Linked DNA regions of Homo sapiens: region 2 is linked to region 1. The links are chromatin contacts, found by POLR2A ChIA-PET in ENCODE. All regions are on one chromosome and are shown on one strand. Each heading gives the region's core, a stretch centred on a gene start or an enhancer-like site at or near the end of the contact. The rest is flanking DNA. Distances are from core to core; before and after follow the strand shown.

The links. ChIA-PET counts read pairs that join two places held with the same protein, here RNA polymerase II (POLR2A).
Region 2: POLR2A ChIA-PET joins it to region 1 with 12 read pairs in T-cell. The contact joins the promoter of B3GNT2 here to the promoter of CAMKMT in region 1. POLR2A ChIA-PET finds 5 or more read pairs at or near these places in 2 of 52 experiments (GM12878 and T-cell).

Annotation. Positions count from the first base shown.
Region 1 is chr2:44,360,548-44,363,247 of GRCh38, reverse strand. CAMKMT (calmodulin-lysine N-methyltransferase) reads right to left here and starts at 1,301. Exons shown (of 11, transcript NM_024766.5): 1 at 1,103-1,301. The coding sequence starts at 1,240. PREPL (prolyl endopeptidase like) reads left to right here and starts at 1,754. Exons shown (of 14, transcript NM_001171613.2): 1 at 1,754-1,868. RefSeq lists enhancers at 594-1,487, 1,206-1,675, 912-2,111, 1,488-2,382.
Region 2 is chr2:62,194,808-62,197,544 of GRCh38, reverse strand. It overlaps B3GNT2 (UDP-GlcNAc:betaGal beta-1,3-N-acetylglucosaminyltransferase 2), which reads right to left and starts at 1,430. Exons shown (of 2, transcript NM_006577.6): 1 at 1,190-1,430. LOC124906013 (a long non-coding RNA gene) reads left to right here and starts at 1,532. Exons shown (of 2, transcript XR_007086336.1): 1 at 1,532-2,406; 2 at 2,638-2,737. RefSeq lists enhancers at 35-144, 1,125-1,731, 2,338-2,737 and silencers at 555-904, 1,085-1,524, 1,815-2,044.

The sequences.
Region 1 (2,700 bases), core at 52-2,551:
TATCCTGTAATACCATTTGTAACAATAGCAAAACCAGATCATTACTGGTCTGGAAAGACTGTCAATGTATCAGCAAATAAATCTTAATTAACTCTGATGATCTACTTAACTCATAACTCTAAAAGCACTAAAAGACCACTGTATGAAAAGGTGACTCAAGGCAACTGCAAACAAAGTGATCCCCAAAATACTAAAAGCACAATCTCAAGTAAAGTGGCAATAGCTGGGAAACTCTTTTCCAAACACAACTGTCAGAAATGGAAAAATGTCCTCCTGAGTAAAGTTTTCGGCAGAAAACTTCAGGCAGAGGCATAACACTGCTATGCAAAAACAATAACCAGACTTCACTTCAAGAAGTGAGCGAAGAATGTGAGTGATCATAAATCAGAACTTCCGTCAAGCTTGCACGAGTGGAGTTGTAAGTAACAGCAGAAACTTTGAAGTACCAGAAGATACCATCATTCAAAAACGAACACACTTTGACTAGCCCACCTTGGACACGGAGAATCTCGCTGATCACTACAAACTACAAGATAATCATTTAACTTTGAGACCTCAGTGAGAGAGGGTATCAGCTTTTCCTACTCCTTGCACGCTCCGCTGTACGGAAGATGCCGAGGGAACGCATGCCGTGTCTCAGTCCCGGCATAGTCAACCACGCTGGGCAAAAGACGGGGCCAGAGGGTGCAGACGAATATCGGTAACTCGAACCAGGCTGGGAGTTAAGCTAGAAGAAACTGGGGAAGGAGGCAAAACAGAAGCAGGAAAAGAGCAGTGGGGAGCGGCGGGCGCACCAGAGACTGGCGAGAAGGGGAAAAGTCCCCCAGACGCACAAAAATGTCTAGAAGGGGTTCTTCTACTTCGATCTGAGTTTCCCAGGAGCTCAGCCTTGGCTGTCCCGCTCCCCACCCAACCCCACATGATTCCTCCTCTTGGATGGGACGCTTAGGTGAAGCGAGGGGGAGCTTCGCAGGTGGCTCCCGGCAAACTGAGAAGGGTCTCCCAGAGCTGCCAAGAGGAAAGAACTGCGAACAGTCGCTCCCCCGGTACGTGAGAGAGGAGTGACCAGAGGCAAAGGTGAGGCGAGCAGGTTCTCCCTTACCTGCCGCAGGAGCTTCCACCGGGCGGCTCCCAGGGGCGCCGAGACTACGGGCCCCCGAGTGGTGCAGCCAACTGCCGGACTCCCGCCCGCTGCTCGCGCGGTCTCGCCGGTCCCAGCGTCCGCGACTCGCGACTCCATCTCACTGGAGCCTTCCACACCCGGAGGTGCCACCGCCGCAGCTCGTCCCCTGCCAGGACCTGCCAACTTCTTCCCTGTCAGGACCTGTGACGCCCGGCACCCTCCCTCCACCGGACCAGGCATGCGCGCTCTCCCCGAATTCCGCATTTCCGGTACTCGCATCTCCTTGGCAACCAGGGCCGAGCTGTCACGCCATTGCACCATTCTTGCTGGTAGCCATCTTGAGTGAGGGCGGACCAGAGGATGAGAGAGCTGTGGCAGGGCTACTGGAACGCTGTCCCTCATTGTTTTAGCCTTCTGTGCTTCATCTCGAGCTCAGAAGACTAGCGAAGAACGAAAAGTCTTATATATTTCGAGACTAAAGAACCCAGGAACCCAAGAAGACTCCTTGACCACAACAAAGATGGCGAAATCTGCCTGTTGCTCGTGCTAGATTGAGGTTACGTAGATTGGCGTGCTGCAAACCAGCTCTAGGCGGCTCTGGGTAAGTTGTCGTTCTGTGGGCTGCGGAACGCAGACTTCGGCTGGACTTGCCTGCGGTGACACCTGCTCCCCTCTGAGAGCTTCAGGTTCTCCGGCCTGCCTTCACTGGTTTGTGTCCAGAGCCGGACTGATTCTCTCAATTTGCGTATGTATGGGGGGTGTGCTGGTCTCTTTCCTTCTCCCCTTTCTCCCCCCGCCCAGCCACCCACCCCTCAGTCCCCAGGTCCTCGCTTTTTGACTAATGTCCCGGCACTGCGTGCGTGTCACCTGGTCCCTCTCCCTGTTGCATTCAGATCGCCTCATCCCTGGGGTGGAGAGTTGCACGGGGTAAACGAATAGGTTCTCCTGAGAACACCCATTTATCTACCCCACCCCCATCCTAGCCTTGCATACTGTCTTCTTGGGGATGAAAGATGGATGGATAAAGGCTGTGGGAACGTGGTGATGTAGGACCTTTGCAGGTCCTTGTTATTCGGGTCTTTTTTCCCCTTTTTTTACTAGTGTCGGCTAGTAAACTAGTGTTGCTCCCCTACCCCCAATCGCCCATTATTTTGCTGCGACATGGAAAGGGATTAAGGGGGGCGGGGGCGTCGTAGCGCATCTGATCTATGGTAAATTTGACGCAGCATTCTACCTTTGATACCAGGGGGCATTTTGTGGAAGACTTCCATAATGACATTCAGCGGTGTGCAACATACCTAGATTATTCCTGTCGTAAATAATAGCAACTGCCATTTATTGAGTGGTCACTATGTGCCAGGCACTGTATGGTCTTAATGTTAAGCTGTCTCATTTTGTCTTTACAACAACAACCCTAGAAGGTAAATGGTGTCATTTCATTTTTGCAGATGAAGAAACTGAGGCCCGGAGACACAGTTAAGTGTAGGAGCTAAGACCTCAACCCAGGTCTCTCTGACTCTTAACTACTTATTAGCAATCAAGGTTAATAAAAGCTACCTCCTGACAAACCAGAGATG
Region 2 (2,737 bases), core at 181-2,680, about 18 Mb before region 1:
AGAAGTTGGGGTGGCTGAGGCGGCCACGGGGATACAGCTCAGGCACCTGTGAGCTAAGCCCACTCTACAAACTAACCACCCCTACGTTTTGGGCAGAAGAGCGCCGCCTCGCCAACCCAGGTTATAAATGTACATATTTTTAAAGATGAGCTTTGACGCTGTGACACTTGTGGGGAGTCTCCCGACGGCTCCTCTACTTGATGGGGGTACAGGGAGTTCTGCGGCTCCCCAGCCCCGAGTTTCAAATACCGTGGCCTGGAAATTAACCGGGTGACTCGGTTTATTGCCTCCAGAAGGGTCCGCCTGCCGTGCTGGAGTAGCCGCCAGTCCCGCGCCCGCAGCCCCGGCAGGGCCCCCCACGCCCACCTTCCCACGAGGGGTGTCTCGTAGAGTCCGGCTTCAGGCGCTCCCTGGCCTGGCAGCACCCACCCCACCCCGCCCCACCCCACCCCCACGACTCGGGCTAGCAGCCTGGTTAATCATTCAACGCAAACAGTGTGGAATATTTTTTTTAAAAGGTCAAAGCGAAAGGTTTTCCCTAAGTTTGGCAGAAACCAGTTTTGGGGGAGCCGGAGACAGAAGTGGCAGAGGTTGGGGGTGGGGGGTGGGGAGCGGCTGCCGGCGGCTCTTTGGCTCACAAAACACCTGATCTCCCCATGCGGCACGGGAGGCCGGCGCAGTGCGAGGGTGGGGTGCGGGGGTGCGAGCGAGGAATCACGCGCGCCCCCCTCCCCGAAATGCCCGCGCGCCCCGGATGAGGAGGCCCGGCCCCAGATGCCCCTTGCCAAAGCCCGCATCGCCCCGGCGCCGGATCCCCCGGAAGTTGGGGTGCAGCGAGGAGGGGGAAGGTCCCCGGGCTCCAGGGCGAGGTGGGCACGGAATGGGTTGGGAGGTTCCAAAGCCCCGCAGCGGGCGGTGTCCCTCTCCTCTCCCTCTGGGCTGAGGTTGGGTGGCTGGGACGGCGGGAAGGTAAGGGAGGCTTAAATGCGGCAGGAGCCACCTAGGGACGGCTTCCTCCACCGGGGCGCGGGTACGAAGCCGGAACCGGCGAGGAACCGGGCGGGGGTAGCAGGGTGTCCGGAAGGTGGGGCCGGGAAGCAGGGAGGCGGAAGGGGACTGGTAGAGGGGCCTGGCGGTGAGAGGGCAGCGGGGAGGGAGCCGGCGGGGGTGCTCGGCGCCCGGGCCCTACCTTGTCCGGGAGCAGCTCCAGCTCGGCGGGGCGGGGGCAAGGGCGGGAGATCGCGGCCACATCCACGTCCCGGCCGCTCCGCGCGGCTCAGCCCGGCGACCGCCGCAGCTCACGCTCCATGCGCGGCGCCCCGGACGGGCGGCCCGGCGGTGTCGGCGGCAGGGACTGCTCCGGCTTGGCTCTGCTAGCCTCCGGCACTTGTTGCCGCTGCTGCCGCTGCCGCTGCGCCTCACTCCAGGCTCCGGTTCCAGGCGCAGCAGCCGCCGCGGGCGCCCGGCCCCGCCCCTCCCCTGCCCGCCCGCCAATGGGGCCCGGCCCCGCCCCTCACGTCACCGCCCGACGGCCCCGCCCCGCGCCCCAAGTTTTGGGAGGGTTCCGCTCTCCCCACCCGGTACCAGGACCCACCCGGGCCCGCGCTCCCTGCGGCTTCCAGGGACCCTCCAGCCCCCACGCACCCTCCTGCAAAGCCGAGGGTTAAGCTGGGGAAAGGGGGCCTCTAGGAAGGCGACCCCCCTGGAAATGCCTGGCAGCTCCAAAAACACTAATGAAACTCAGCTCCAGCCTCCGCCCCTCCAGTTGTGGGTGGCCCCTCTTGCGGTTCGTCTGAGGCTAGGGGACTAGGCGCATCGCCTAGCGAGACTCCAGTGGCCTTTTCTGTCCAGTTTGTAACCGGAACTAGACCGACCCCGGCCGCCCCCTCCAGTGCTGGGGCGGGTGAGGAATGGCCCCGCCGGGGAGGCGGGGGAGGGAGGCCTGGGCCACCCTGGGGTCTGACCTTTGCTCCACCTCTTAGGTGCTCACGACCCAGAGTGGTGCCCTGCTTGGTACTGCCACTGGATCCTCTGGCTTATGAAGCCGTCCAGGACAGGAAGGGTGGGGGGTGGTCCTTAGTTCTCTTCGTGGGGTCATGCAGAGTGGTTTCCTCGAGGTCCCACGCCCGTCTCAGGAAGCCAGAAACGCAAGATGCCGGGCGCTCGGCCCGAACCCGTGCCGCGGCCCAAGGGGCAAGGCGGATACCGAGGCAAGGCCTAAAGGGCCGGACTCTGACCGCACCCTCCGGACACTGCAGGGCTCCGCCGGCCAGAGGCGGCCTTGGCGCCAACCACACCTAGCAGCGGGGTCCCCGGGCCCACCGATGCGCCCTCCTAGCCCCGCGCTCCTTCGAGGGGTTCCAAGGTGACTCAGAGACGCAGCTGACACAATTCTGAGGCCCCCAGGTAAGCCTGGCGATACCGGATGGAGAAGTTACCTGGTCTTGAAAGGCCCAGTCCAGCCAGCGAGACCCGCGTGCGCTCCGCGGGGAGGCAAGCCTAACCAGGGGCTCACCTGGAAGCGTCCCCGCCCCCTGGTCCTTATCTCTGAATCGAAACCGAACCTGGACCCATCTAGATAATTGGACTGAGCAATTAAGGACGCTTCGCTCCTAACTGTTAGCATTTTTTCCTAAGGCTCTCGGAGGCGGAATCAGCTGGAAAGGAACATTGCTAAGTAGGAATTTCAGGCACCTGTGAACTGAGCCCACTCAATAATCGGCCCTTTCCCTTAACC